Regions from separate parts of the Homo sapiens genome. Here all the other regions are linked to region 5. Evidence: chromatin loops called from intact Hi-C (ENCODE). Cell type or tissue: endothelial cell of umbilical vein. All regions are shown on one strand. Links, peaks and the distances in the headings refer to the core of each region. The heading gives the core; the rest is flanking DNA. Region 1 has its middle 39 kb from the start of PTPRQ. Region 2 overlaps PPP1R12A (protein phosphatase 1 regulatory subunit 12A). Region 3 overlaps ACSS3 (acyl-CoA synthetase short chain family member 3). Region 4 overlaps OTOGL (otogelin like). Region 5 overlaps SYT1 (synaptotagmin 1).

Region 1 (6,849 bases), core at 1,289-5,288, 1.0 Mb before region 5:
TGGTGAATGTCACCAACCCAATTTTCACAAGTAATAAATATCTGTCATATATCTATCCTTCTTGAAAGGGGTAGTTGAAAAAAAGTATAAGCTTTGACAAAATACTCCTGCATACTAATTATATTTCTGACACTTAACTATCTACTCTTGGGCAACTACTAATCTTAGAAACTAAATGTTCTTGCCTGTGCAATGGAAATAATCATGACTACTTTGCATAGTTGTCAATAGTTTTAGAGAGTATGTTTATAATACAGCGAATACATAACACCTCCTTAAAAAATAAATGTAATACTTACAGAGATAATTAACACTATGAAAACAGATACTATGTCTATATTTTGGTCATCAGACCATCCCCAAAATCAAGCACAGCACCAACCAAGCTGCATGGGTAAGAATTAAAGAGACCTGTTTCCTCTGGACATTTTAAAAAGATTTTAAAACAATGCATTCAAATTCCACCTAACAGAATGAAGAAATACTATTTCCTCAAAAAGTCTGCTTTATTACATATGTATTGTTGTAGTTTTAAAAATAGGCATATGATCAGTGATAGTATTTCAAGTGATTAGGGCATGAGAGTTGGTCAGACAGATATAAATTCAAGGCCTGGAATGGGCATTGATAAGTTATGTGCCCCAGGATCTCTCTAAGATCTATTTTCCTGTATAAAATGGGAATAATGATAGCACCTACTACAACTATAAGGTGAAAACTAAATGAAGGTTACCTATGCAAGCATCCCAAAAGGAAAGAAAGAGACTATTAATCTTTCATTCATTACGTTCCTGTTGAGTACCAAACCCCAGTTTGAAGCCAGGAATGGAATGCTGAATAAGACACACTCTCCATCCTTGAAGTCCAGTAACAATTTTGCACTTATTCAGCACAGATTTACTTAAAGGAGTAATTACTTTCTGAACCTACCATGGGGATTATGATGTAGCAGGTAACTTTGATGTCAACCTCAAAATATCATGGTTAAGGGTAGCATCTGATGCATGTCCATATGGGCAAGTGAATCTCCCTGTGCCCCAATTTCCTAATATATCATGCTAACAGTAGGAAACAACTGTATGTGTGTGTGTGTGTGTGTGTGTGTATATATATATGTGTGTGTGTGTGTATGTATATATATGTGTGTATATGTGTATATATATACACAAATATATACACACACAACTATATATGTATACATATATAGTTGTGTATATACATATATATATATATATACACACACACACATTAACTGGTCTACTTGCTAAGAAGAGACTGGCATGCTGGGAGAGGGAGTCTGAGATGTCTAAGATGAATTGTGATTTAAGGAATCTTTATTAGAATTTCATTCATTGCCTATTAAAAGATAAAGAAAACTCAATAAAATAATAATTTTTAAAATGCAATTAAGGATTCCTAGAGGTTTTCCCAAGCTTATGCAAAGCTCCACAGGAAAGTTGGCATCAAATTGGTAGGATCTGCCTTAGTTCACTATAGATAAGGATATCTCAAGGAGAACATATTTATCTTTGAGTGCCAGGAAATAAAAGTCAGTGGATCATCAAGAAGAAAACACAGACAGACAGAGATGACTATGTTAGGTCTTGAGTTTCTCTACAAAATGCTGACCAAATGAAGTTTCATGAGACTTTCCAAAGTGTTAGGAATGTTGAAGAAAAATGTTACACACTCCTGATTTCACTAGTGTTAAATAAAATCTCCAGATCTTTCTGTATTGCTTTTAGTAAAATTGAGCTTCACAAGACTGATGTGTGGAGTGAAAAGAAGAAAATGGAAAAACACTTTTCATGTTTTGGGGTTCATATTATTGCACTGTTTGCAGAGATGAGGAATAAAGGAAGTGAAACAGGTTTGATTAGAGGGAGAAGGCAAGTTCAGTCTTGGCAATGTTACAGTGTCTGCAAGAAGTGCCAGAGGGATAATCAGAAGAAAATTAGATATATGTCTGGACTCATAAGAGGAAAGTAGACTAGATAAAGAATTTAGGAATAATTGGTGGTTCAGGTGATAAATTGAGTGAAGAAATGGATGAAATCACTCAAATGAACTTAGAAATGGTCTGGGGAATACCAAAATTAAAGGAAAATTAGGTTTTAAAAAAGATGCCTAAAAATATATTAAACTGGGTATCTATAGAAAGAGAAACTGTATTGAATTAATGAAGGAAGAAATCAATGAATAAAGAATGCATGAATGAATATAGATAATAAAGTTTCATTTATCACAATATATGTATTTCTTTACATTTACTGACCTTCATATCATTAAGACCAGTCCATATTATTATTTGATTGTTTGACCTGAGATACGAAAATACAAAACTTTTTTCCTCTTCATTTTTTATATCCACAAGGTGTGCAGAACTTAAGGATAACTTACAATGTTGCTGGGCTATATTCCATGGCTTACTGTCATTGTTAATTCTATAACAGTTATTTTTTAATGCTGCCCATCCTTGTGAACACGATCCTACCAAAAGAAAAATCCCCTGTTAAAGATGAATTCAGTAATATAACATTTCATAATTATATTTCTTAATATGTATACAAGTTAATTATGAAAACCTCATAGTATTAAGTGTGCACCTTCCCTATACTACTTTCAAACCAATAAAAATATTAAAGCTTTGTTTATTAATCAAGGAGCAAATAAACTACCACCAATTAACATGGTTTTTTAAATAGCTGTAAGAATTAGTTATGCAGAATTATTGTCCAATTATAACTTTATTAAAATAAAAAACGATGTTTTTCTTTCTAAAGAAAACCTTACTTTAGATTGCCTTTCTTTTCCCTTACTTTTGTATTGGTAGCAAACTTTTTATCACATTTCAGGTTTCTTTTTATTTTGGAGTACTAGACACAATGCTTGCTAAAAATTTTGCTCTCAGTCACTTGACTTCAAAAGTGTTTACCTTCCAGAAAAAAAGCAGGAATGGCTGCTTAGCGTTATTCTCCAAGATTATGTACCACAGAAAGACTGGAGAAAATAGCAGCCTGTTCAGAGAAAATATTGCACATCAGTTCATGTTAATATTCTACCAGTGCCTCAACTCAACACAGTAGGAATATGTGAGAAAGTTCTGAAGATCTTTTGTCTTTTTTTTTCCCCACAGGAGAAAGGACGCTTAATTACCTTATTTTATTTTTTCTTCCTATTTGAGTGTTTCTATACTTCACTTGTACAATACATGTGTTGTATCTTTTTTATTATTCCTGTAGGGGATATTAAAATGACACTCTCAGACCGTCACAAAGAGTGTCCTGCCCTCATCAGCTATCTATGATTCTGTCCCCTTCTACCTGTTCCCACCTTGTGGAGGAAAGACATGAAACTAGGAAGACCCTAAAATTGAACACATTCACCTTTCCCCTAAACTTTTCCTAATTGTGGTCAGGTCTGATCATAGATGAGTAACAGAGAAGCTTTAAATAGGATGAAAGATCAGTGTGTTTGTAATATATTGTAATGGATCTTGTAATACCTGAAAATGAGACTGTTTGTTGACTCATTAAAGTAACCTAAAACGCTATGGAATTTGTATGACTCTTTGTCAGAGTAAAGAAAAAGAGAACCCACTTGGGTTTAAAGGAAGTGCTGGGAAGAAAATAAAGTTATTAGGTTGGTTTCTACCATTACTCCGCTAAGTCCAGCTTGTTCAATAATCAGTCAGATACCAGAATGATATAGTCAAAAAAGGAGACTATGCTAATTTGATTACAAGCAGCCTGCAGTGATTAATACTTGGCCAGATCACTTTCTTTTGAAATACAATATAACTGCTACATTATCTACAAAATATATAATAAATATATAATGAATGATGAACCAAATGTCTATATACCTGTTTCAACTTGAACATCCAGTCTCTGAAATATATTTATGAAATCCAAGTGTAACTGTTTAAATTCAAATGTGAAAGCATAAAAAGCTGCAGGTTTTAAATTACCCCACTCATAAACCATAACATTATTTTGCATAATTTGTGAATAATTATTGAAAGATATTGACACTGATATATCTTTGGAAGAGGGCACACTCCAGTTAAAAGAAATACTTGTACTTGTTGCTATTGTTTTAATATTGCTAGTTGAGATTCCACCTAAAAAATCAGGGAGAATAATTAGCACAGATTCAAATAAAATTGAATGAAACACAAAGGATATTGAGTTACATGATTCACCATGATGAGAAAACATTATCTACCCATAAAATATTTTCTAGACTATATGGGAGTTTCTTCTATTCTACATAGAATGAATGAATTAGATTACAGAACCACATTATATTTTTTACATAATCTGGATAACACGTAAAATCTCCACTCTACCTATCCATTCACACTAGTACACATAAAATGCCAAAATTTAAAACTATATTCTTACCTCAGTTTATAATTTTCTTTAAATTCTGAGATTTACATTATGTAAAAAATAATACTATTATAATTTTACAGTACCATTTTATACCTGTTAATCATTGTAAAATTTAAATTATCTGGTAATGAAAGTTTACATAGTTGATCAACATATACATTACTTACGAATTTGAAATGACTTTTCACTTAAAATTTGTCCATATCTCATGGACTGTAAAATGATGTGATAATCTTCATTTTCCTTTAGTGTTATTATTAATTTCTGACATCTTTGTGGGTCTGCGAGAATACTTTTTACATTCTGCAAATAATTATATTCATCTGCTTAAGAAATGTTTATTGAACATTATCTCTAAGCCAGGCACATTAATTAAAAATTTGACTTTTGTATATCTCCTTCATAAAAGTAGTTTTTCAATGTGGAATATAAATATATATATGAAATGTTTATTTCTACATAAAAGACATTTTTTAAAGAATTATTCTCCTTTGGTATATAAATTCTAAAAAGACAAATAGTCATTCCTATGAAAAAGTTAAATATTATTTGATCATCTACTTATTAAAGATATTTCAAAAAATGCTAACATTTTATATATTAATAAAATAAGAAACCCTGATAACTATTAGGTTCCTATTTACAATGTGGCACTTGGTAACACCAGATTTACACTATGCTTACTTTTTATCAGAACCAAGAAAAGATTCCTTACTCTTTGAGCAAAATCATTAACAAGTTGATATTTTAAAAAATAAAATTCAGGATTTCCTCCCTTAGGAAATTCATCCCATTCAATAAAAACTTCTGTTGTTTGTTTATTCATTGGTATATAATGAAAATGTTTTGAGATCTAAAATGGAAAAGCGAAGAAACTGTAAAAAACAGTAAAAATGCATTCTTGATTGTTATTTTATAAGCAGATTTATTAAAATGACACCTAAAATACATGAAATTATAATTTTTAAACATTTCAGCAGTATCAGTGTCTACACATGAATTACTCTGTCAGTTACTCTATTTATAAATATAATTTTGAAAATGACTTCAGTAAAGCAAGTAAAATAAGAGCATGGAAATTTAAGATCCATGTCTCTCTAACTAGGAAACATTGTATCCCTGGGGTAAGGGACGAGGCAGAGACTCAAAATCTCAGAGAAAACATGGCAAACCCTCCTGGAGTGCCAATTGTGAACCTTGGGGATAATGTCTACAAAACTGAATTATTTTGCAGACATTCTTGACAACACGTTTGCAAAGAAAATACATTTGGGTACAAAATGTTTGACACTGAGTCATTTTAGACCCTTATTTCATCTATGCATAATGAAAATATTAGCAAACAAAGTAAGATAGACCACAGAATCAGAGACCCTTGATGTTCCCTCAATGACAAAAAAATTTCAACTTTCAAAAGAATATATGTATCAAAATTCCTACCAAAAACAACTCTGAAATGCCTTATTATACTCTGTCTTCTTCCCAAATTCTGATTTATCTCCATGATTATCTCCAACACAATTTTTAAGCTATAAAAATACATATGTGAGTGACACCTAGCAAAGAAAATTTTTTTTCTTAGGTACTAAACCTGATATTTAGCATTATTTCCCTTCAGTATACTCCTTATTTTCCAGAATGATAGATTCAATGCAATCACATCTTGCCCATTAGCTAATTATTCCAAAGAGGGTGCACTCAAAAATGTCTTACCTTAACAACATACTGTAACCAGAGCAGCAGAATAATTAATTTCTCCATCTGCAAAGTAAAGTGTATTCAGTTCAATTAAACATGTATTTTTTAGCTTCAAAACTAAACTATTGGACATCCTTTAAATGGAGTGTGTGTATATCATTTTAATGTCATGAATTTTCAATTTAGAATGACTGCTCATCCAATTGAATGTTAAGGCATTAATAGGTGAGTGCTGCATAATTTTTCCACTAAATAAAATTGGAAACATTAGTACTTTCCAACAAATAACAAAATAACGTATTTCTAGAAACTGCTTTAATTAAGTTTAAAAGAGGTGTTAGAAATAAAATGAATTATCAGGCAATTACACAAAATTACATTGTGTTGTGTGAAATTATTTAACCTCAATTAATGGAAATCTAGAACACCTATGCAACTGCTGCTTCTTTGGAACTAATTCCTCACATTTTAAAATTACACCATCATCATGAAAAATATTTCAAAATACATGAAACTGAAACTTAAATAGAAACAACGTTCAATAGTCGTTTCAACTCAATTTATTTTTAAAATATATTCATCTAAAAAGCTTGCCTAGCCTTTCATAGGAACGTGGAGCCCCCAAGGACCTAAAAACTTTTGTATTCAACTTAAGATACAAAGAAAAAAAACCTGTATTTTGTATATGTTTTTAAAACTGAAAATACCATTTTAATAGTAAACAGTTCCCCAGGATCAAATTTAAAGCTCCTGA
Region 2 (6,849 bases), core at 1,500-5,499, 480 kb before region 5:
AGAGAGAAAGAGAGAGAGAGAGTGAGTGAATGTGTGTGTGTGTGTGTGTGTGTGTGTGTGTGTGTGTGGGTGGGTGTGGGTGGGTGGTGTGTGTGTATTCTTGAGGTTTCTGAAGTTACCTATGTATACTGGAGTAAGGAGAATTTGAGATTAGAGAGTTAATATTAGAAATTTATCTATGTGTATGCTTATGTCTGATGGCCTATGAGTTTATTGCAGGCAAGGTTTGGCTCTCTTTTAAAACGGTTTTGAGCTAGGCCTCCATGCTTTATGTTAAAAAGTAAGTTGTTCAATTAATGTTGATTGTCCGTAACTAACCATTGTTTAATTAGAAAGCATCTTTTCAGAATCTCTTTATACAAATCCTTTGATATACTTTTGTTAAAAAGGATGCATATTACATATGCTTATTTTAATTAAAAAATGTTAGAAGACTGAAGTAACGGTTCAAATTTGGGTAAATTTTCCTTTACAACTAGAGAGAGTATTTTCTTAAGGATTTCTTTAAGATTTAGAAGATAGGCCTGAAAACATTTCAGTGGATATTTTTGTGTAGGATAATTTTTAACTACATTTCAATTTTGGACTTACTCAATTAGTTGCTTACTGGGGAAGATGAGGAAGTCAGCACTCATCCATTTTAATCTTCATCTCATTTTGTTAGCCATGTTACTATTTCTACCTTATTAGAGTGTATGATATTTAAATCCTTTCTAATTTACTTTGTATGAGTTTTTCAACCGTGCTTATTTTGTTGTTAAATAAGATTTATCATCCACCTTTGATCTCTTATTTTATTCAATGTTATTAAGTAGCCTCAAAATGTAGGGCATTTTCTTTGGTTTTTCAAGTTATGTCCTCTTCCACACTGCTGTCTCTATCTGAAGTTTTACATGCTTATATACTGCTATGGTCTGAATATTTCTGTCATGCCTAAAAATTCATATCTTGGATTCCTTACCCCAAGGTGTGATGGTATTAGAAGATGGGACCTTTGGGAGATGGTTAGGTCATGAGGGCAGAACCCTTTTAAATTGAAATTAGTGCTCTTATAAAAGAGGCCCAAGGGAGCTGCTTGCCCTTCCACCATATGAGGATACGTATATGAGTCAGGACGCAGACCTTCACTGGACATGGAATCTGCCAGTGCCTTGATCTTGGACTTCTGACTCCAAAATTATGAAATAAATGTTTGCTGCTTATAAGTCCCCCAGTTTATGATATTTTAAAAATGACAGCAGCTCAAACAAACCAAGACACATTAACCCCAACCCCACCATTTCTTTTTAATTTTTTCTTCCTGTAGTATGTGTTGTTCATAGTTGCTGAATTAGGTTAGACTACAGAGGGCTGATTTGTATTCAAGGATTGGCAAGAAAAGTTTAGAACCAGTGCAGAATTGTATCAAAATAGCAAGTGAACAGTACAAATGTTGTAAACCAGATAAAGATACAGGGATATGGGAGATATTATTTCCCAGTCAGTGTCTCCCTACCTCATGTGTTGGTGGTCATTGTGGCTCACTTGGCATGAGGAACCCAGTGGGGAGCAGCTCAGAGCCTGGATTTTGTTGTCTTTTCTATCACTAGGCTGGTGGAGAAAGAAGCAAAGTGAGAGCCCATCAGCTTTCTCTTCTGCATGTTACTATGTAGGCCATTCCTTGCTGTGACATTCATTTACTAGGGCTCTATTTCCTACTCCCTTATAGGGCCTTCAGTTGAACTGGACATGTTCTGTCACAATTGCCATAGTGTTTATTCTGTATCTTTTTAGAGATAATCCATATGTGAACAAATACACACACACAAAATATATCACATTGGTCAGAGACTACTCGTGTTTTACATTTGTTCTTTTCACTTTGCAAAATATCCAGGAATTTGTTTCATATTAGTCCATAAATTAGTTCTTTATTGATGGACATTTAAATTGTTTCCAGTTTTACACTTACCAGAACTTAGCAAATAATTCTGTACATGTCATTTTGCACATGTGATTGTATCTGCAGAATAAATTCCTAGAATGAAATTGCACTGTCAAGGGATATGTGCCTTTGAATTTTGATAGATAGAACCAAATTGTTTTGGGGTGTTATTTTACCTTTTGCTGCTGCTGTTTAGTTGTGTAGCCTATTGGTTAGGGGTACAGATGCTGAAGCCAGACTGCTGGGTTAAAATCCTGAATTTTGCCAGTTATCATCTGTTAAATGGTAGTAATAGTTCTCACTTACTGGGTTGTTGTGAAGATTAAATGAATTAGTATATGTAAACTACCTGGAACAGTTCCATGGCACGTATAAAAGTGCTATGTAAGTAAGGGTTAGTGTTTATTTAGGACATGGATTCTGTAAAATGTGGCTTCACTCTGCCATTTTTACTAGGAAGAACTTCTTATAATTCTATTTTCCATTTTCCCCTTGCTTCTATGTAACTGCATTTTATTTCTTTCCCTCCTGCCTCTTCAAGCTACTGCTTCTCAACCCTCTGTTGTTTCCCCTTTCTTAAATACTCATGCCCTCTGGGTTCTGATGTAGCTTTCTCTGATCACTTTTTACACATGCTGCTTGTGCCTTGTTATTTATTCCTCTAGCTTTGGTTACTGTGGGTATCAGTGGTTCACAATCTAATGTATTTTACAAGTTAGATGGGCAACTTCTTTAAAGAGGAAATTTCTGGGCACCACCTTCAGAGATTTTGATTTCTCCTCTCCCCCAAATATTGGTTAAGTACTTTAGTTAAATCCATAGCATTTATCATAGCTCTTTTTGTTGTTGTGTGTTTAGTTACGTGTCTTGTGCTGGACTCTAAGCTGTGTGAATTCAGGTATCTGGTCTGTATACTTCACCATTGTATTCCTACCAGCCAGCATAGTGTCTGGCTGTAGCAGACACTCAGTAAATAATTGTTGAATTATTAATCTGTTCTCTTTATGGCCCACTTGTTTTGCTGAACACTGTTTCATCAAGAAACAATTAGTTAACAACTATGTGTATTAACTATGTTAATGTTTTGTTTTGGAAGACTGTAACAATTTTATGTCCTTACTGTAGAGATGTTTTTGGGAAATAACTCAGTGACTTTAAGAGGTTAATGACTTAAAGTGTTAATTAACGCTTTGGTGTGTAGTCTTCCAGGCTTTTCATTAGACATTGCAACAGCAAGAATTGTGTCATATTATGAGTATTCTTTTGTAACTTGTTTTTTAAGTAAATAGTAAGTAGAAGCTTTTGTTTCCCTGAAACTAAAATTTTCGCATTAGTATATTTATTGAGTGTATTTATTGATTAAACCCCTCTAGCTGAGTTTGTGAACCACATCTGATAAACGATAGAATTCAGCAAGGAAACCTTTCTCTGTATCTGCCTTCCACCCTGTCTCCAGAGTGCAGACAGTAATGAGACCTGCATAACATTTATTTTCTCCAAAAAGTTTTCTTATAACTTATTTCCATTCACATATTGAGTTTTCCTTTATTTCGCTATATCGCTGTTAAATTTCATAGCATTTTTCTACTTACTTGCTTATCTTTTTTTCTTAATTGGGCATCCTGTGGACAAGATTGTTTATTTTAGTTCATCAACAAAAATTTATTGAAATAGCACTGTCAGGAATTATGGAATGTGTAAGGCAGTTTCTATTCTTAAGGAACTATAATCTAGCCAGGAGAAGAGTGGAAATACATAAAATACTAATAAAGTCAGCATGTCTTACACAGTACTTAATACAGTTTTATGTATACATACACACAGTAGGTCATAAATGCCTACTTATTTAAGAAATTAGTATTTTGGTTCACTACATATGTATTATGTATTTGCTGTATGCTAGGCATTGTGCACAAAGGAAACAGGAAAATATGCCCTCTAGTGTTGGTCTTTGTATCTACCAAAATGAATGACTTACTGCATTACGTTATATGTGGTAGGCAGTCAGTAAAAATTATTCATGAAAGAATGACCCTGAAGTTCAATTTATTTTGTATCCCTAATGACTAAACTCCAGAAGAAATTCTGTGCCCTTACTAAGTCCCCAAATAAAAGTGTTGGCTTCTAAAAATCTAGGTTCAATGTACTACTTTATAGATTTTTATCAGTAAAGGAAATAACAGAGCTATGTAACAAGAATAGATAAAGAGCATATTTTAATCTTTGGATATTTGTGGTTTCTAGTTTTTGGCATTCTCATTCAAATATATAGTATTTGTTGAATGAATATTTATACAGTAATTAAATTACTTTTTCTTTAGAAACTTTTGTGGGTTTTTTGTCTTGAATTGTTTTCGTCAGATTTTTTTATATCCTGTATTTGCTATGTCTAGTTCATTCAGTCAACAAATATATATTGTGATCTCTCTTTGTCAGACACTGTTCTTCTATAATTACTCTTAGATACTATATATAAGCCTCAACTTTTGTTTGTCCAAATGAAGAGTTCCCTATGGTCTAGCCATTGTGTATGTTTTGGATTTCTTGTTCTAGTCATCTTGTCATTTGAATCTCATTTGAATATTTAATTATTGTGTGGATAGATTTCTGTTTTTACATCTAGATTTTCACACCTGAGGTAGTAGAAAGGTGAGAAAAGGTCAATTTAAATGCAATGCTGGACTCTTTGTTTTCATAACTAAATATAGACGGCCTCCTAAAATTGTACTTGCTTTTCATTTGCCAGTATTCTAATGCAAGAGCTAGGTTTTTCTTTTTTATTATTTAGTATAGGAGTACTGCTTGGAGTTTTTCTTTGTCTTTCTTGTGTAAACCACACCCATAATTCCTCCTTTGAAATGTCCCACTTCAGTTTTCTTTAAAATAGAACAAAAACATTGCTTGGACAGTATCCAATTCAGTTCCTCTTTAAACATACTGACATTTATGTCGCCCTGAATGCTTGGGGCATGAAATATTTTCTAGTATATACACACAATTTCTGCTTGTACCAGTTGAGCTTGTCGTAAGAGTCATAAAGAATTGTTTCTGTTTGGCTGAATGTGGTGGCTCACACCTGTAATGCCAGCACTTTGGGAGGCCAAAGCAAGAGGATTGCTTGAGGCCAGGAGTTCTAGACCAGCCTGGGCAACATAGTGAGACACTATCTCTAACAAAAAACAAACAAAAAAGGAATTGTTTCTGTGAAGAGGAAATTGACTAAGAGAACTTCTGTATTCAAAGTAATTCAAACTAATTTGCCTATTACCTATCAATAATTAGCTGTTCCTAATGATTAGGCACAAATTGCAAGCATTTCGGGTAATGGACTATAATTTCATTTTCACCTAAATTGTTATAATTACATTTATACAACTCTTTTCTTTTGCTTTGCTCTTCTGAATCATATATAAACTTATGAATGAGTTTGCAGAAAAGTTTGTTTGAAGGATGTTTGTAATCCCTAAGATTTTCTTAGGGCATCTTTTAAAACTTAACCATCCTCTTAGAAACTTTTGGCAGGTGGGACTCTTACCTGCCACCTGCCACCAAAAGTGGCACTAAAAGGAATATTTGACAATTCTTTGCCATTTAACTGTTTCATAATTTATAGTGGGATAAAAATGCATTCTAGAATAATAATATAAAAAGGAGAAAATAATTTAAATGGGGAAGAATTAGCATGGACTATATAAACAATAGTGTTTAACTTTTTGACAGGTACTACTTTATGCGCTGTATATATTCATATATTTCTCATAGTAAACTTTTGAGGTAGTGGGTTCTATTATTATCCTCATTTTCAGGAGGAGACTGTGGCACACAAGATGGGAGTTTACCCAAGAACACCCAACCAGTAAATGGCAGAACTGGATTAATTCCAGACAGTCTGGCTCTAGAGTTTGTACTTTTAACAAAAATAATTTCAAGAAAAGGAATATAACAATGTTAGAATTTATTTCAAATGCTACTTGTTTTGTGATGGCAAGTTTACTCAATTTAATTATGTTTGTTTAAACATACTTGTTCTATTTTAGGAATGAAATTTAATGTTTTTTCAAGCTACACATCTCAAGATCTGTCTTTAAGTCATGGACTCTGTCTGCTTTGAGCATTGTATAAACACCTTGTTAACTCTTTGTTAGCAGGCTTCTCAATTTTTTCCTTATGAACATGTGTGGAACAATAAAAACTAAAGTTTTATGTACTTGAATCAGTTTACAACTCAAGTTGACAAAGCTGCCTGTACGTGGAATTAAATGACAAAACTGTCTTCACACAGCCATTTATTATTGGTAATTGTTCTGCATTTACATTCAAGAAAAACTTGAAGGTAAACCATGTCAGATAAGATTTTGAAAGTGTATTTGAGCCGTTCTGCTTCTTTCCTTATATGGTTCAGTAAACTGACCAAATTTAGTCAGAAATTTAAGTCAGCAAGTCTTGTTTTTCTTAATGTGCTACATGTGTTAGCTTTTGATTCTCCTAGCAACAATATTTTTATGGGCATGCTTTGCCAGTTTCTTGTATGTACTTTATAAATGTTGAGGACAACAGTTTGAACAATTTACACCACTAATTTGAGATTGATATATGATATATATTTTGCGGCAATGCTTTTAGCATTTAATTTATATTAAAATATTTCAAAAACATTTATAAACAAAAGAACAAGCAGATTTAACATTAATTGCTTTTGGTATTGGTATTTTGTTGGTGTTTCTTATGTCGACTTAAAAGTATATACATTTAAAATCAAAATTAGCAGTGTTTCATTTATTGGAGAATAGCTATTTCTGTGTGTTAATGTCTTTCAAAGAGCCAGTGTAATCACCTTCTTCAAATGGAGAAACTTTAAAAATTACCAATTTGTCATGAAAGTCTTTTATCTTAAGTGTCAAAGGATTACTCAAAAGATGGCAGAT
Region 3 (6,849 bases), core at 1,120-5,119, 1.8 Mb before region 5:
AAACTATGCTTTACCAAAATATTTAACCACTTTCGATGAATCAATATTTTAGAAAAATACTTTTTAAGAGCGATATTTAGAACAAAATGTGTGCACAGGGTTAAGAGAAAACAGTTATAGACAGAGGAACAACTCACCTTGTGCTGTTTTCATTGCCTTGAACTAAAAGTGCCACACAATTTATTGTTGGTCTTTTGGGCTTAGGATGGGAGCAGATATGCTGCCTTATTTGGATCACTATTTGAAGCTGATAAAATGAAAAGCATCCCGATAAGAGATTTAATTTCAGAATGTACAACCCTTACATTAAAATTTTAATTATGGTATATAATTTGGCACCTAATTAGACATGATTTAAAGTATATAATAATTTGGCTAAATAAGAGGTCTCCCAAAATACTGTTTATATTAGATTCTACACATAGCATTATAATTTCTTCAGGAAATGAACACTTCACTAATTTACAAATGACTATTTAATATGTTCAATAGTGCTTGCTTCTTAGCTCTTAAGTGATGGGTAGAGTTACTCTATTTGCAATCTGTTTTTTGTGCATGACATTCTAGTTCATATTTCCTAGTTTTTACCATTAATTGGGATAACAGTATTCATTTACAATAATTCAATCTAGGACAACCATTTTTTGTTTGGGTGAAACAACAACACTTTTGATATTAAAATAATCCAGAGCATACTACTTGCTGTTTCTTTTGTGTCAGTAATAGCAATTGTGAGCTTTTTCTAAGTACATTATGGCTGAAAACAATCAGCAATGCCATACTACTGACACAAACGTTTACAATAGGTGACTTATTATCGTTATGTTTTTGTAACAAATAAAGGTATTTTTTAAGAACTCTAAAATATATGAACTAGAATATAAATCTACATTATGAAATAGGTCAATTCAACCCAATTTATTAATTAGCAAGTTGTAAATTTTTCAGAAGGCATGCTAACATTTTGCATAACTACCTTTGTTTACATTACTGCCATACTTTCCACAAAGTTGAGCAAATTCTATTATTTGTTAAGCTCCCCTGCACCAAATTGGAGAAAAGCAAATGTTAATTACATACGGCTGTTGGCTACATCCTAGATGATTTCCTTCTCATGATCTTCTAGGACAGGAGTAAGCAGGCTGCGTGGAGGTACACCACAGAGGAGTAGAATGAGATTTCCCAGTCTGGGACTTTTCAGTGAACTAATGCTATCCATTGTATATTTTAGATGGCGTCTTTTCAGTCTACTCTACCTAAAGTGCACTACCATCTAAGAAGACGAGCAGTGAAAACCTTTGTGAAAACTGAATTCTAAGGAAATAATGACGTCATGACTTATTAAAAGCTGAAAAATGTGATTTTTGGGGGGAGTCAGATATTACATTTGATTAGTTTACTACAAATTGTAATAAAATGCTTAAGTCATTTGAATAATAAACATCATCTACATCATAAACTCTGTACAACAGATGCTTTTATGAAATGAAGCCAGTTGTTTTTCATGTTTTATTGTAATATACTAGGCATTTATGTATTACCGTGCATTTCTTTTTAAATGTGTAAGTCTTATGTAAATGGATATAAATATGATTTTTTAAAAAATAAAATATATGGTTCATGGAGTCTCGAGTGCAAACATTTGACAATTCCAAGTACTGTTTGTATTTTACCATTCCACCATTTTTACAGTTTTTGGATTGTTAATAGTCAAATCAATATGTTTCCTTGAAGCATGTTTCATGCTTCAACGTGTTTCTCCTTCAAGTCTGTCAATACTTAAAGCTGAACAACCTGCCTCTGATCATGTAAAAAAGAATGATTTAACCTGGAACCGGAGCCAAAAATAGAGCTTTAAAGGCAATCAGGGATGTCCTATATCTTTAGAAATAGCACTGTGATGGCTTGATCTCCTTTTCAATACAAAACAAAGCCAAGCTGTTTACAAGGGTCAAAAGCAATTATTTAAAAATTTATATTAAAAAACCATAATCTTCTCTTGTTACCTGTGGACCAAGAAAAAAAAAAAGATAAAAAAACTTCTTTACTAAGAACCACATGTTCATTCAAATATCTTGAAATGCCAGCCAGTACTGGACAGTGAATGTCAACCACCGCAGAGTCTGAGGCTCATTTCCACTAGAGAAAACGAAACCCAAGATACCTTTCCCTTTTGTCAATGTAACAGGGCATTAGCCAGACTCATGTCTAATGTTATAAGCTTTTAGCCGAGATGGCCTTGTTGCGACTTCCCTGAAGTCAGTTTTATCAGAGGAAATAAATGAAAGACAGAATGATTAACATATATAGTGTATAAAAGTATAGAAGAGTAATCTCTTCCCTGTGGCTTTATTTGGTGGTGTTACTGTTGTTTATTCTTTGTTTATATGGGAGATTCAAAGTAAAGCCTATTTAATAATACCATTTATCTAACTGCTGATTTTCTGCTGCTTGATCTTATTAAGCGCAAGACCTGTCATTAGTAATTTCTTTTCTGTATTTTAATTTGCTATGTTTGCACGTACATTACATTTGTTTTGATGTCTATTTTTATTTAACAGATTCAGTCAAAAGGTAATGATAACAGAAACCCTTTCCATTGTCAATAAAAAAAATAATAATTCCAGTTCTCTGTTTAAGCTTTGTTTTCTAGTCACATAAGGCTCGACAATTTACTTAAACTATCAGGAAATGTGTTCTTTGGGTGACCCAAATATTTAGCTTCAAAATTGAGTCTGCCACAAGAGGGAGATCTAAACTTGCTTATGGGAGTGATCTTAAAATTTTTTTCTAAAAATGTGGCCTGAGTAGGAACAATGAGAAGTAGCTTTCTAAGCTCATCTAAACATGGGCATCTTGATTCATAGAAATGAAATAGAATATAGGAACTACGACATTATAATGCCATAACTAGATTTGTATCTACTATTATATAACACTCAATCACTAAAATCAATTTCTTTCTTTTAAAGATCAAGTTAGAAAGATTAATCATCTATAATAGACACTAACATATAGTGATGCAAAAGATCCAGGTATTTCCCTCAAAAAAGAAGCATAAAATATGTTTTAATTTATAAGAAAGATAACTTCTACTAGATTCTAAAATCCATTTAATGGATTAAGCTCAGAGTCTCAACACGTTACTTTTGATCATCAACATTATAAATTTTCACATTTTTAATGTTCAGGACCTTTCAAATACAATTTTATATAAACAAAACTGGTTTTTAAATGTAGGATAGGTCTCATTTAAATATGTTTAATATATTTTCACAAGCAAAGTAATTCAATGAATTGGAAAATACTATAACTTCTGAAAGCACTTTATATTTTCATTTTCCAATAACTTAACAGTAAGAAATCCTATGAAAATACCAAACGAAGACCTCACAGAATTTATTCTAGCAAGTTTAAGTATGTCTGCATTTTTTAGTAATATTATATTGTTGTTTTTAAAGATACATTTAATTCAGAATCTTTAAAGTACTATCTAGCAAAAGTGATTTATGGTTAGTAGTAAAATAGAATTTTTTCCTCCCAAATTTTAAGCAGTCTGATGATTCAGGTATATCTTTCTTGCCCTATTTTTTCATCACATAAAAGTAACAACATTCTTTGATCTTGCAATTCCCCAGTGAGACACAGGAAATAGCCACTTCCCCAGTCTCCAGCACTGTTTTCCATTCCCATCCTAGTGGAAAATAACCCAAGTCTGCTTGCTGAGATGTCGCTTCAGATTTGATTACCAGAAAAAATGTGCAAGAGGACCAAAGATGCAACCTTTACCTAATTATTGGATCTGCCTGAGCTTAAACCTTGCAAATGAACAATGATACACATTCAGGTAAATAATTTGCCATTTCAAATTAACTGACTCTTATTTGAAAAAAAATAAGGAAACACATTCTACTCCTAAGACATTAAAATGAGTTATTAATGAAGACCACAGTTGTGACAATGGATAAAACGTACCAATGAAAGAGGCAACTCAAGGATCCCAACAGCTTCAAATGAGAGAGTGTCTATGTAGCTGGTTTAATTCAGTCTACTAACATAATTAAAAGGAAAAAGTAGATGAATATATTTTTCCAGGTGTAACAATCAAGAAGGCAATTTAAGTAAATAGGAATTTACTTTGAGAAGCCATTTATTTTGCAGTCTTCAGTCCAAAAAAAGTCAACATTTTCAGAATTTTTTTATATAAGTTGTAGGTCATTTTTATAACAATAAACTTTCTATTATCTATTTATCTCTCACATACATTTCATGTATCCTGAGTATTATGTTACAACAATCTGCTCTTGATAGTAATGTTCCTGATAGATTAAAAGATTGAGAAATACTTGAAGAACGATCAAAGATACAATGAGCATGGTATACTTTTGGGTTAAAATGTATTCTTTGATAACTGATGTCATATAGATCCCTAAGTAAATCAAATATTTAATTTCCTACATCTGTCTACCTTAGTTAACTGGCCCATTCCTATAAGCTTAACAAAAACTCACTTTACAATTATTTAAAAAAAACATTTAAGAGATTTTTAGAAGTTAAATGGAAAGATACTTTTGGACATTACAATATTTTTAATGAGTTATTATTTTAAAATTAGAGATTTCACATAAAAACCAGGATTCTTTGTTTTCTCTTTAAAAAAACAGAGGCTCTTGCAACAGGAGACCTGCCTCCTTTTTGGGCCATATTCTGCTGGGTCCGCTGCTCCTTGAGGTATAGCAGGTGATCTGCAGTCTTCACCATTTTCTACTGTCCTTTGTCCCTCAAACCTAGTGGCTTAAGTTCACTTCAAAATCACCTAGACATTACACTACCTGCCTAGAAACCTTCTTGTCTTTAACCTAATGTGAAAACCTTGATGTTTCTCTCTTAAGAGTTTTCCTTGCCACCCTACCCCATTTGTACATCGATTCCTTGTTTCCACAGGAATCTGGAATCATTTGGATAAACATAGTCAACTAAGAACCTGAGACATGAAGAGGGGCTCCCAGGAGCCCTCATCTCCATGAAGAGATTGGACTAAATGATCTCTTTGTTCTCCGCCAGGCATGTGGTTTTTTTGTTGTTTTTGTTGTTTTGAGATGGAGTCTTACTCTGTCACCCAGGCTGGAGTACAGTGGGGGAACTTGGCTCACTGCAACCTCTGCCTCTTGTATTCAAGTGATTCTCCTTGCCTCAGCCTCCCGCCACCACGCCTGGCTTATTTTTGTATTTTCAGTAGCTACAGGGTTTCACCATGTTGGCCAGGCTCGTCTCAAACTGCTGACCTCAAGTGATCCGCCTGCCTCAGCCTCCCAAAGTGCTCGGATTACATGCTGAACCAGGTCAGACATGTGGTTTTCCTTGCCTAAGTAACAAAAGACCTGAAGGTATAGCTATAACCCCGGTGTTCTGCTTTCCCTCAGAAAATGTATAGAAAAGCCCTCCTACCTAGATAATAATTTCATCTGTCTAGATGATTACCTAAACTTCCCATTTCATCTATTTTATTTAAAACAATGTGAGCATCTAAAGAATACTAGAAAATATCTAAAATTTCTACAAGAAAAATTTTAATTATTTTCTGACTTTAAGTTTTAGATTTTGGATCAAAACTACAGATTCTTGGTTTCAGGAAGTGGCTCTATATTAGTGTTGCTTTCAATTAAAGTGTTCTTCTTGGGAGGTACAATTTTAAAAATAATACACTAGATACGTTTTTCCTAAAGCAGTAGATGACATTCAATAAGCCATGTTATAGATAACTAATAACAATGCTAACAGGGTCAAACCAAAAAAAAGGCACAGGTCTTTCACATGTTTTCATTAGATTTGTTTAGGCCAAGTTTTACAATTCACATTTCATTTTGCAAGTAATTTCTACTGAAATATTTATTTCTGAGAAACAACTCAAATAATTTAATTTCAATTAAGAAATTAAATCAACTCAAAATAGGAATAAGACAAACTCATTATGCTTGCTTCAGCATTTCTTCTACGTGGCCAAAAATGCTGGGGTCTTCAATTGTAGAAGTTATCTGGAAAAAAAATTAGGGTCAGGTGAATACTCTTCCTTGAATTTCTTCTACTCTTTCTATAATTAAACAATTATATGCAATGTTGTTTTCCCCATTGTCTTGTAATATTCATATGGAAAGTTTAAAAATAGGGAACTTTGAACCTAATATATTAATACTCATCTGTAGCTTTCCAGAGTAAAAAAATAAACAGTTCAGTTAGCAAAACTATTGGACCTAGATGGTATTTTCTCTAGAGTTGGAGTTCCTCTTAAGAGTCTTCTATATATTTCTGTAGAAAGAATGTTTCTTTTTTGTCACTTGTTCACATAACTACTCCTTACTGTTGCATTGCCTTTTATTATCTTAATGATAAAAATAGGTATATCTTTGCACACATAATGTACACACAAATTAAAACATATGATTGAATCAGCCTAAGATTTCCTAAAATAATTACAAAATTAGCATTTATCAGTTAGAGCATTTTAAACATCTACTGCCGCTAGCCTCAATTATTTTGCTTTCTCATTCACTAATTGCCATTAATTACTATAATAAGGAAAATGTACCTTTTAATTCAATAGGATTAAGTTTCCACAAATTTGTTTGAATTTAACTGACAATTACTAAGAGAAAAAATATTTTGGCAGGCAGCAGTGGCTCAGGCGTGTAATCCCAGCACTTTGGGAGGTTGAGGCAATCAAATCGCTTGAGCCCAGGAATTCAAGACCACCCTGGGCAACATGGTGAGAACACTACCTCTATAAATACAAAAGAAAAAAATTAGCCAGGCACAGTTGCATGCACCTGTAGTCCCAACTACTTATGAGAC
Region 4 (4,000 bases), core at 1-4,000, 790 kb before region 5:
TCCCCTCATGGCCTTAACCAGTCTCAGGTTAAATTTGGAAGGCCCTGGCCTAGAGGAGGAAATCCAGTTAGACTTCTCACAAAGCCAGTAAGAGCTGATATAGAGCCCTAAATCATCAGAGAAAATAACTGGAACAAAGCAGGGGTTACAGTGGCTTTCATCAGCAGCTGCAGATATCAGCAGAGCCCTAGGGAGAAGACCATTTGTATAGCAAAGGTCCTCAGCCTAAGGAGAAGCCCAGAGCAGACACCTGCAGCAGAGACCAACATGCCTCCGGGGAACGATGTCCAGGTGGAAGAACCAGTCTCCCTAAGACAGACAAGAACAAGTGAAACCCCCTCCACTTCCCACACCTAGGGGCCAGCAGGCAAAGGACTGGAATTCTGAAAGACATTTACCTAAGTCATCCAAACAGAGCAGTGAATGACAGTCATAAGGTCAACTACAGAAAAATAAAAATAAAAACCTAATTGTTCATTGTACATCTTAGTGTAGCGTTAATAAATCTGAGACCCCGTCTACATTTATAAATAACAATATTATCACATCAACAATGATAGATGTCATGTAAGGTGCATAGTTGAAAGGCTGTAGATAGGATAACTGTCCCTGGGAAAAATTGCATTGACTGCATTTTAAACAGAGGGTACAAATTAAGCAATGGAGAAAAGGAGGGGGACTGTAGCTCAATGTTCATGGATACACCAAGGCTCACAGACACACCAAGATGCTCCCCATCTCATCCACCTGCACAGCAAACACTAGTGGCTCCAGAATCCACCTCCAGACCCCACTCACTTATTAGTAGAGAAAGAGCCAGATTGAACTCCCAATATTTGAAAGATGAAATCAAACCTTCAAGGATGATTTTTTGCATACCAGCTGGGCTGGACAAGACAGGCATGAACAGGCATGAGAATGTATTCATGATTTTAGATGACACAGTTCTCAAGAAAATCCCCTTTTTTGTTATGTTCAGTGATATTCTGGTAACCGTTTAACAACCTCCACTGGGGAAAGGGGAGGACCCTACTTTGTAGTGTTTGCAGATGTCCATGGTATAAATACTCCCACTATGGCCAATTTTAAGCTACTAATGTGATTTCAACCGGCTCACAAAATTCCTCCAAATTTAATAATGGGCATTCAGGAGCCACCAGGAGCTGGCTCCAGCACACCACTGTGACCCTTAAAGAGCCATGATAGGGCATTGTCTATATCAAAATCTAACTTGAGTGGGCCCCACAGACTGATAAGTTTTTACCTGGACTTCTATCTGAGTAATACACATTGTGATCTTCAAAAAGATGGCTCATTAATAAGTCAAATATTAGGCTGAATTAAATCATATAAGCTTCATTCTACTAACCAGCCTATTTTAACTCCTTGTCTGCCTTCATTCTACTAACCAGCCTATTTTATTTTTATTTACCTTGTGTATAGGAAATTGATTTCCCTTTAGCATGACCTTATATTCCATAAAGTAATCATTCTTCAATTGAGCTAGGAATCTGCCATTAACAAGTTGCTTTTTGCAAGTACAGAAAAGCCCTCTGCTGGCTCACTACTGAACGTCAGTGTGCATGCTCTCAGGCTGTTAACCATTCTTTTCCCTGCCTTGCTAAGCTGAGCCAAACTGCAAATTCTGTCTTAAAATGCTATTAAGATAAGAATGGCCTGTTTCTAGTAGATTTCATTGTTGACATATGAGACTTTTCAGTTTATAAATCACATAATGTTGAATCATTCCAAAGATTAGTTATAATAGCCTAAAGAAACTTATAAACATCAAGCTCCCTTTTAAAAATTGTATTCTGAGATATTAAAAAGGGAGAGAGGGAGGGAGGGTCCACTTGCTGGGTACATTAAAAGGAATTACATTTTTTTAAAATGAGGCTTTTGCAACACTTTTTCTAAGTAATAGGGTTAAGTCAAATGCTTTTTGAGAAGGAATTTGAAAGGGAAAAAAATTGTAAAGAACTCATTATTCCACTGTTATTTTAGTCTGATTCAAATATCATATGGCTTGTGGCTTGTACAATGTTTCCAGTTTGGTATTTATTTGCCCCTTTTCTGATTTCTAATAGGAAAACAAGCGAAAGTTTATTTTTTTAAATTTTAATATTTAAGATAAATCTGGGCAAAATAAATCAGTATTACTTTTATAATCAGAAAAAATAAATGTAAGTGCTACATTAAATATATTTTAGAGCGCTCTCTAGTATAATGTTATATAATGGAAAACTTTTTCTCATTTAGTCAACAAATGTTTATTACAGCAGTATTGTCAGATTCTTCTTTCTATAATTGAAAATTTGTCATGACTCAAAAGAATTAGAGCATAATATTCTGATTATGTTTTTGGTTATGGGATTAGAGTGTGTTTATTTTCCCTATATGAATAAGTCTTATATTACTCTTGGTGACTTATGGTGATTCTGTTGGGTGATTTAAATTTGCAATTAGAAGGTCTTGCTTCATTGATGGGCTAGGGAGTTTCTCAAGGTTCTTTGGTTGCAAGTATCGGAAGAAACTAACTCTGCCCAAGCATTAAGCAAAAAGGGGAATTATTGGGTTATTGGAGATCCCACAGAACTAGCAGGAAGGTTGAAGAATCATACTTAGTAAAATGAATATTAGGCTATCATCTAAAATAAATGAATTCCAACTGTTTCATATTTCCTTATAAAAACTCTGCTGAAGATCTGAAGTCCCTCGAGTGCCTGACTAGGTCACATGCCTAACGTTTGGCTATACAGGAGTATCTAGGGACCCCTCGGCTTCCTTTATTAGCTTTCCAAGATTCCATACACTTGGAGGAGTATAATTCCCAAAAGAAAATCAGTGTTGTTAGTCAGAGGCAGCTAAAACAACAAAGGTCCACTACACTGCTTATCCAATTTTGTTCTGTGCCATCACTAACTCCACTGATACAACAGAATGACAGCTACTTCTCTGGGTCTTGGCATCTTCTTTTGTAAAATGAGGCGGATGTGTCAGATGACTTCAAGCTTTCTATATTTCACATTCACAAATCCAATTTAGGCAGACACTGAAACCATCTTTGGAAAATGTTTCTGTCTAAACAAAAGGACTTTCCTTAACCCTTGTCATTCTCAGTCCTCACCATTCCTCCCTCTCAGTTATACTCACATCTTTAAAGAACATCCATAGCTTCCTGGCTCTTGCACATGTACCGCAAGCCTCCAAAACTCAGTGAATCTCACTTGGAAAACTTTTAAATCAAATGCATTTTACTCCAGCATATATGAGGATAAGTTACATTGTCTGAAATATAACATTTCCTTCATCAAAGAATGGATATTCCCAATAATATATGCTAACCTTATTATTATTATTATTATTATTACTTTTAGATGAAGTCTCACTCTGACACCCAGGGTGGAGTGCAGTGGCACAATCTTGGCTCACTGCAACCTCCAACTCCCAGGTTCAAGTGATTCTCTTGCCTCAGCCTCCCGAGTAACTGGGACTACAGGCATGCACCACCATGCCCAGCTAACTTTTGTATTTTTAGTACAGATGGGGTTTCACCATGTTGGCCAGACTGGTCTCGAACTCCTGACCTTGTGATCTGCCCACCACAGCCTCCCAAAGTGCTGGGATTACAGGTGTGAGCCACTATACCTGGCCTGCTTACCTTATTCTTAAGAATAAGGTTCTTTAAATTATGTTCTGTTTAAAATGAAGTTCTGAAGTTCCTTTCACAAAAATAAGAATTCTTTGTCTTAAAGAAAAAGCCTGCTGCTCCATCTAGAGGACATTTTATATTGTCCAATTGAAGGGACTTAGGGAGCCTAATCTAGATGTTCAATGTTCCAAATCTTGCTAAAAAATTCCACAATTTTCTCAAATTCAACTGATTCGGTTTTTTTTTTAGTATTTTCAATGAGCCCATACTATGTAAGAATGAAGAGGATATTTCCCTCATCTCTTAGTTTCAGCCAAAGATTATCTGAGTAGTAACCTTTATTTTTTC
Region 5 (6,849 bases), core at 1,378-5,377:
ATATGCATGGAAAGCTAAGTCACTGTATGATCTGACAATGATAGCAAGTCAAGGAGCCAGAGAACCTGACCATGACCAAAACTAGGTGTTGCCTCCTTCAGTACCCATTTCACCTCCTTCCCTTAGTTTTAGCACCCTAATTTTTAGCTGGGCACATTGCCACCTACAATAAAAGACTACATTTCCCAGCTTCCCTTGCAGGTGGTCAAGACTAGATTCATGACCATCGAGATGTAAGTGGAAGTACTATGTGGGACTTTCAGTAAAGGACATAGGTTCACACTTATTTTTCCCTTTTTCTCTTCATTGTCTGGAGCCTCATGTGCCACACAGGTCCATGGCATGAAAGCCATATGCTGAGGACGGCAGAAGAGAAAGACGGCAGCTTAGGTTCCTTGTGATAGATGAAGACCCCATGTCAGCTTTGGACTGCTTATCTTTACATTATTTCATATTCCAGAGAAATAAATTTCTATGTCATTTACATCATTGTTATTTTGAGGTTTGCATTATTCTTCAACCAATCTCGGGCTTATCTAATATACTGACTAATTGTGTTTGTGGTTGGTTATTGCTGTCAAATCAGAACTGTTTACTGAAGGGCTCCTTAAAATAAGTTATCCAGAAAAAGAAAATATTTGGAGCATTATGAAAACCACACTTTCACATCTACACTAGCATGCTGAATTTCTTGGATTTGTAGATGATCTCTCATTAGTGACTTTTTTTTGATACAGCCCCCAATAAGCCTACAAATACATGACCTTAAATGTTGATATAGTCAGTTTTGAGGGCATAACTGCCAAATGTAATGCTTAATTATAGAAAAGTAACACATTAAATGGATGTGAATAATGGTGAAAATAATGAAGTTTTAAAACCAGTGAAAATATAGCTTATTAAAATACAGAGGCCTTCAGTAAATACATTTAGGGAAAAGGAGCCTATTACTAGAGGAAAGTTCTTCATCTGAGATGCATACGAGCTTGTATAACCTGCTTTATTTTGTTGTTATTATTGTCGTTCTGTTTTTTTTTTTTTTTTTTTTTTGACTTTGAACAGCCTGAAGCCATGGTTTTAAGTCTGCATCTGTAGTGATAAGTGGAAAAGAGAGATGAGGAAGGGGCTTTACTGGCCCAACCAGAAACACAAACTAAGAACCCATGACTGAATTCTCGCCCTTGAACACCCCTGATTCTGTGAATGGCTTTATGACCCTGAGAGAAAAACTGTATTGAACTCCAACACAATCAATAGATGGATAGGCAAGTAAGGTATTTCTTTAGTAATAGTTCATATTGCTGCAAAATTAAGACAATGTAATTTGTACCCTGTGAATATACATGATCAGCCTATTATTCTCTTTTAGCAACATGAAACTTATTCTCTCAGTTTTCTTCATGTGGCTAATTTGTAGAACAGAGGGATAGGGTGCTTCAGGGATTCAAACCTTGATGATGATGAAAACTATTTTGTTAACACTGCCTCTGTAAACACACTCAGCATTTCAAAATAATTTTTGAAATGGCCATGAAGATATGAGCAATAAAAGAACACACAGCATTAATTCCTCCCACCCCCAAAAGTGTAAGACATTATTAGAAGTGAAGTGAACAGAGTAAGAAAAGGAAAAAAAACAGTTTAGAGTGATACTTTTTCTTTCTTTCCTTTTTCTCTTTAATCAATGCAAATGTTCATGTTTTCATCTCTGTAGGATTCTTTCCTTGCTGCATTCCACAAGCCCAGAGAAACTCGCTGGAACTCATACAAAATCCTCTCCTACTACCATATTAGGAATCAAAATGTGTAGCAGAAACCCACTGCCAAGCCGAGATAATCAACAGGGAATGTCTATGCCTTCAAGCCAAATGAGTGCAGAAAAATGATCAAGGCAGCAAAGTAAATAATAAAACTGAAAACTGGCTTTAGATTATGGTCTTGTCATGCACCCCACTCTCTAATAAGGCTGTTCTGGAAATTTCTCTACCTCTAGGCCATTCAGGTATAAGAAGCTAGTAAGGTCTAATTTTGCTATGAATAAAATTCACTCTAGGTCACAAGCAGAACAAAGCGAAGTAATATATCTTTGCCTTATTAACGATATCAAAAATTTTGTGCAGTTGCATGGCTTATAAATCCTCTACCATAATACCAAACTGATACTGCAATACTTTAAAATTTAGACATACCTTTTTTCAAATTTTGAAAAAAGTCTGTGAGTGTGTGGCAGTTACCAGAAAACTTTCCAGTTACATTGTTTTTGCTCCAAGTGAAATTGGTTAAGATTAATTATATTTTCCTTTTTTAATACATGGCACTTGATCCATCATATTCTTGGCTAGAAATAAATTTTTAATTAATATTTGCACCAAATTAATAGATGTTTCAAACCACAACATGGTGGTTCTGGAATTATAGCAAGGGACAGTATGCTGGGTTATATAATTAAGGCTTAGCAATTATCTAGTGGATTAAACAGACCATTGTGGAACTAACTGCTTGCTTTATTAAGACGGTAATGATTACACCTGAGAATGTAATGCTGGCCCGATGAGAAATTTGACCTTGCTGCCACATTTCTTGAGTTTTAAAGGAGGCAGAGGTAAGAAATGAGGAGATCAGAGAACAGAGGTTCCATAAATCAGTACCACAGATGACAGGAGCATGGATAAGTGCATAATTGTAGACTCAGGATAAAGCAAAGAATTTAGAGCTATTACAAAGTAATTTGTGTGCCATAACTCTCCGGGAAATTATAATTATCAGAGAAATAATAGACTCATAGTCAAACAGCTTCTGACCATATTACTTGGAAAAAAAAAAAAAAGAAAGAAAAGGAAAGAAAAAAATGTGGTCTAGGAAATTTGGAGGCGCCAGGACAAATTCAAAGAAATGACCTAAAACCAACCAAAATGTCCTTCTTGTATTTTTATAGCATGTCATAGTTTACAAAATGAGTTTTCCTGGCTGTTATCTTACTGAACCCTTTGTAAAGCCTGTGAGGAAGACTTCTTTATTCCCTGAATCCACATGAAAGCATGGGCTGAATCACCTCGCTAAATGACTTGCTCAAAGTCTCAGTAAGAATGTGCACTGTATCTCCGATCCTTGCTCCTTCCAATAAACCCACTAATGCCAATCTAAGTGGGCATATCTGTTTGTTTTCTGGAGGCCTCCTCCCTTCCTCTGTAGTGAGACTTAGTAAAAGCTCCCCACAGTGTTCACTTGGTCGTTCAGCCTTCAATTTGAGCAATTTCTAATTCTTCAATAGTTGTGAAATTCAGCAAGGTCTGGGATCTTGGGCATATTATTTAGCCACCTTGGCTTTGGTGAGGCAAAACTGCAGTCCAGAATCGACAATGAACCAATAGGAAATCCCCTCTGTTAGGACTAGAAAGGGCTGCCCAAATCCTTGGCTGCTACTGCCATCTCCTGTTCAGAGTAGCTCACCCAGGATTGCCTGTGCATACATTTGCTTTAAATTCAAGTGTAATACCCAGGATAAACTGATTTCAATGAGACTCAGGAATATTCCCCATGCATTTAAGGTTCTCCATTCAGCCTCTTCTCGAAGCAACATCTTTTGGTGGTGGTCAGTGTTAGAAGGCAGTTTGAACAAGATTAAGAGGATAAAACTGTTGTTCTTCTGGGAAGAAGAGGTCACAATACAGTAGTGATGTGATCAAAGATGGAAGGAAAGAAGACAGCAATGTCCTTCTCCTGTGAGTATACCAGAGTAAGGACAGCCACATCCACTCTAAAACTATAATGTTCTTTGCTTGGACTGTGCGTAAGAGAGTTGCAAAAACCACAGCAAATTACATCCTCTTCTGATTTCAGGAGGGGCCACCAAATAGTCTTTGATGTATCTCAGAGTCACAGACTCTGTGCTGTAGATACATCCCACCTAAAAGTGAGGTCAAAAATTGGGATGGAGGTGATTCACAAAGAAGACTGTATCTTCTCAGAGCTTAGTATTTGCATTTCTAAGAATGTGACGATCAGAGCTATCCCAATGGTATGACAAATGGGGACAACTATCCCAGGTCTCAAACTTTTCTTTGACTTCATGCCTTCCCAACAAATGGTGGTAGCAACTCTAGAGGGTGGCTAGATCACTCAGTTGTGGTGGGGAAGTGAGACGAAGGCATGGTGGTACTGTCATGGTCTTACCTCCCTCATCAAGACCTTTACCATACTTGTAGGATGGCATCTTTTCTTCTCAAAACTGGAAGAGACTACTCTTATGAGTCTATTTTCCTTTCAAGGTAGTTCCTGATGCTGAATTTAAGTTTGTTTCACTCAAATAATATTAGTGGTATAAGTACACAGAGTATGATTAGTCATAAGTAACAGATCATCCCGGGGGAGTTCTAGTGATAAACCCAGAGAAAAGAGTGTATCATGGAGGATAAAAAAGAATACAAATTACTTATTTGTCAGGGCCTGTGCTAAGCACTGTCACATGCCATCTTAATACTTGCCATAGCTTGATGAAACAAGCATTATTATCCCTTTTTAACAGATAAATAAACTGAGGCTCAGAACCATGAATTAACTTGTCCAGGGCCATAGGGATAGTAAGTGATAATGGCAGGATTTGAATCAAGGTCTTTATGACCTCCAAAGCAGGGTAGTTCACCTCTACACCAGAATAATAATGGCTGCAGTAATAAAAATAGCAGACATTCCGGGAGGGCTGACATGTGCCACACACTTTTCAAGGACTTTCAAATATTAACTCACTTTCTTTCTCACTACAATTCTGTGAGGTAGGTGCTATTGTGATCAATATTTTATTGAAAAATACAGAGAATTTAAGCACTTCCCCAAGATTACACCACTATCAAGTAGCAGAACTGGTATTCAAACCCAGATAATCTGACTCTAAGCCTGTGCTAATTGGTGAAATTTATCAGAAGCAGCAACTAGAGATCAGAGTGAGTGACACTTAGGTGCTCAGTGTTCCTAACATCAGTTTTCTATCACTGACTAATGTGGACAAGACTTTAAAAAGTAGCATGAGAATAATGATAGTGCTGGATCTGGTTCTAGCTTTATTTCTTGGTTCTCTTCAAACCCTTTTGGGCTAAGTTAAGGTTCATTTCTGCTGCCACCAACTTGGGCATGAGGTTGATTTATGTAGCAGAATCTTTGGAAGTTTCAGAGAGTGTATAGAATAAGGTGGAAATCAGACCTATAACATGTAACCCTTAGAAGCTCAGAGGCACTATCTTGCCCCAAGGGTCACCTCTATGCTTGAGATAGTGCTTAACCTGCAGCTACAGACATACCAGTCACCACAGTGCAGTGCAACTTGTGACTGTTGTTTAGGAAGTATCTGACCACCTGTCCATAATGTTTTTTCTTTCATGAAAGGTATTACAAACTAAGCCATCATAAGAGGATCCATTACCTAGACCTTCTTGTTCTTATGACAGAATTATATTAGCAATGCTCCACTTGGTCTTACTGACTCCCTTTCTCCTCTTTCATTTCCATATTAATTTTTTTAAACCATTACTTTCCTGTCATTCTTGTACTTAAAAGCCAGCCATGATGATCTTGTCCCATTAGTTCTCATTTAGTCTTTTAGATAAAAGTGGCCCTTTGACTCTCCAGTTAATAAGATCTAAGGAAAGTCTGAGTGGGATTTCTGAGAAACCCTTTGCTTTACTGGTAAAGAGGAAAAACTTGGTTGGGACAGCCACTGTCTTCAATTGCACCATGAGGAGACAATCATGGAAACAGAGGCCAACATACTAAGGATAGAGGAGCTGAAAAGAAGGAAAAAACACAGGTCCCTGATGGCATCATAGAGTAGGCAAACCAAAGGTTGCATTCTGACTTCTTGTTATGTGAAAAAAGTAATTCCCAAGTTGCCTACTCTACTGTTTACAGAGGATTTTCTGTTACTTGCAGCCCAATGTGTTCTTAACTGAAATAGATATTGCTTAGGGTATATCCCAACTGTGAAGCCTTGAGGGCAGGGGTCTATGATTGTTTGTGGTCAGACGTTTATTTGTCAAACTTCAGTATAATTCCTGAGATATAGCAAGAGTCATAAAATGTTTGTTTAATGATTTATTTTTGTATTTCCCATAGCTGGGTTGATATTACTCTAAATCTTCTAAAATTCTAGATAAATTAATCAATATTTAAATTATAATCTTTTGATTAGGAAGGCATTCATTGAAAAATCTGCAAGAACTCTAGGTAATATTTATTTCTGCCTGTTTGGAATTTTGGGGTTTAAAAATTCTTATGAAAAGTATACTTTTGATTCTATGAGCTTCTATGATTTAAGTAAGTGTTAAGATTGCACAAGAGTATATGGAGGCTTTGCAGATTTCATTTGATCAAGAAGAAATAAAAGCAAATCCAGATCAGATATCTCCAATACTTTAGAAAATGCTAATGACAAACATTCTGTTTATTTAAAAATGATAGAGCACTAGCTTCCAGCAATGGGACTGCCCTTGTTCATGTGGAAAAAGACAAACATCAACTTCCCAATCAATGGCCTGCTGGTATAATTGCTCAGTGTGAGAATGTTCTCTATTCCATCTGGACACAGTTAAATAATGCAATTTTCAAGTAGTTCTGAAGCTTCACTCACATACAGGCTGCCTTAATGTATTAACCTCCAGGTTGTCATTATGTGACAATGTCACAAAGAGGGTACATCTAGATCCAAGTCCAATAGTCAAATATGCTCCTTGACAATCTTTTTCGTGATAGCTGATATAAAAAATTAGGCTCCGCAAATAAACATTTTTTCCCTAAAGGCCTGGGAAATTCTTGCCATATAATTTACATAAGTAATTATGAGTGTTAGCTCTCGTTGCA

The links. Hi-C counts contacts between places; a loop is a spot of excess contacts. Peaks named below come from ENCODE experiments on the same cell type or tissue, not always from the same donor. Only the 100,000 strongest peaks of a DNase experiment are listed, where the experiment ranks them.
Region 1: it touches region 5 in a loop (4-fold over the local background); 2 of 110 quality-filtered maps call a loop at or near these places.
Region 2: a loop joins it to region 5, with 6 times the contacts of the local background. A loop is called at or near these places in 4 of 110 quality-filtered maps.
Region 3: a loop joins it to region 5, with 32 times the contacts of the local background. A loop is called at or near these places in 4 of 110 quality-filtered maps.
Region 4: a loop joins it to region 5, with 6 times the contacts of the local background. A loop is called at or near these places in 21 of 110 quality-filtered maps.

Annotation. Positions count from the first base shown.
Region 1 is chr12:80,401,487-80,408,335 of GRCh38, reverse strand. No RefSeq gene overlaps it. Among named protein-coding and RNA genes, the nearest start is that of PTPRQ, 39 kb to the left of the region's middle. In endothelial cell of umbilical vein, for the core only: no CTCF peak of the experiment used is centred there; no DNase peak of the experiment used is centred there.
Region 2 is chr12:79,884,125-79,890,973 of GRCh38, reverse strand. All of the region lies in intron 1 of PPP1R12A (protein phosphatase 1 regulatory subunit 12A), which reads left to right. Among named protein-coding and RNA genes, the nearest start is that of PPP1R12A, 48 kb to the left of the region's middle. In endothelial cell of umbilical vein, for the core only: a CTCF peak has its summit at 3,876; DNase peaks (open chromatin) are centred at 3,863 and 4,813; H3K27ac peaks cover 260 bases.
Region 3 is chr12:81,254,043-81,260,891 of GRCh38, reverse strand. ACSS3 (acyl-CoA synthetase short chain family member 3) reads right to left here. Exons shown (of 16, transcript NM_024560.4): 16 at 1-6,035. The coding sequence ends at 5,970. It overlaps PPFIA2 (PPFI scaffold protein A2), which reads left to right. Exons shown (of 33, transcript NM_003625.5): 33 at 1,232-2,917. Among named protein-coding and RNA genes, the nearest start is that of PPFIA2-AS1, 22 kb to the left of the region's middle. In endothelial cell of umbilical vein, for the core only: a CTCF peak has its summit at 2,735 (motif pointing right); DNase peaks (open chromatin) are centred at 2,771 and 3,671.
Region 4 is chr12:80,192,890-80,196,889 of GRCh38, reverse strand. All of the region lies in intron 1 of OTOGL (otogelin like), which reads right to left. Among named protein-coding and RNA genes, the nearest start is that of OTOGL, 95 kb to the right of the region's middle. In endothelial cell of umbilical vein, for the core only: CTCF peaks have their summits at 1,560 (motif pointing left) and 3,792 (motif pointing left); a DNase peak (open chromatin) is centred at 1,559.
Region 5 is chr12:79,404,708-79,411,556 of GRCh38, reverse strand. The region is part of intron 9 of SYT1 (synaptotagmin 1); the gene reads right to left. Among named protein-coding and RNA genes, the nearest start is that of MIR1252, 11 kb to the left of the region's middle. In endothelial cell of umbilical vein, for the core only: a CTCF peak has its summit at 3,429 (motif pointing left); a DNase peak (open chromatin) is centred at 3,406; H3K27ac peaks cover 416 bases.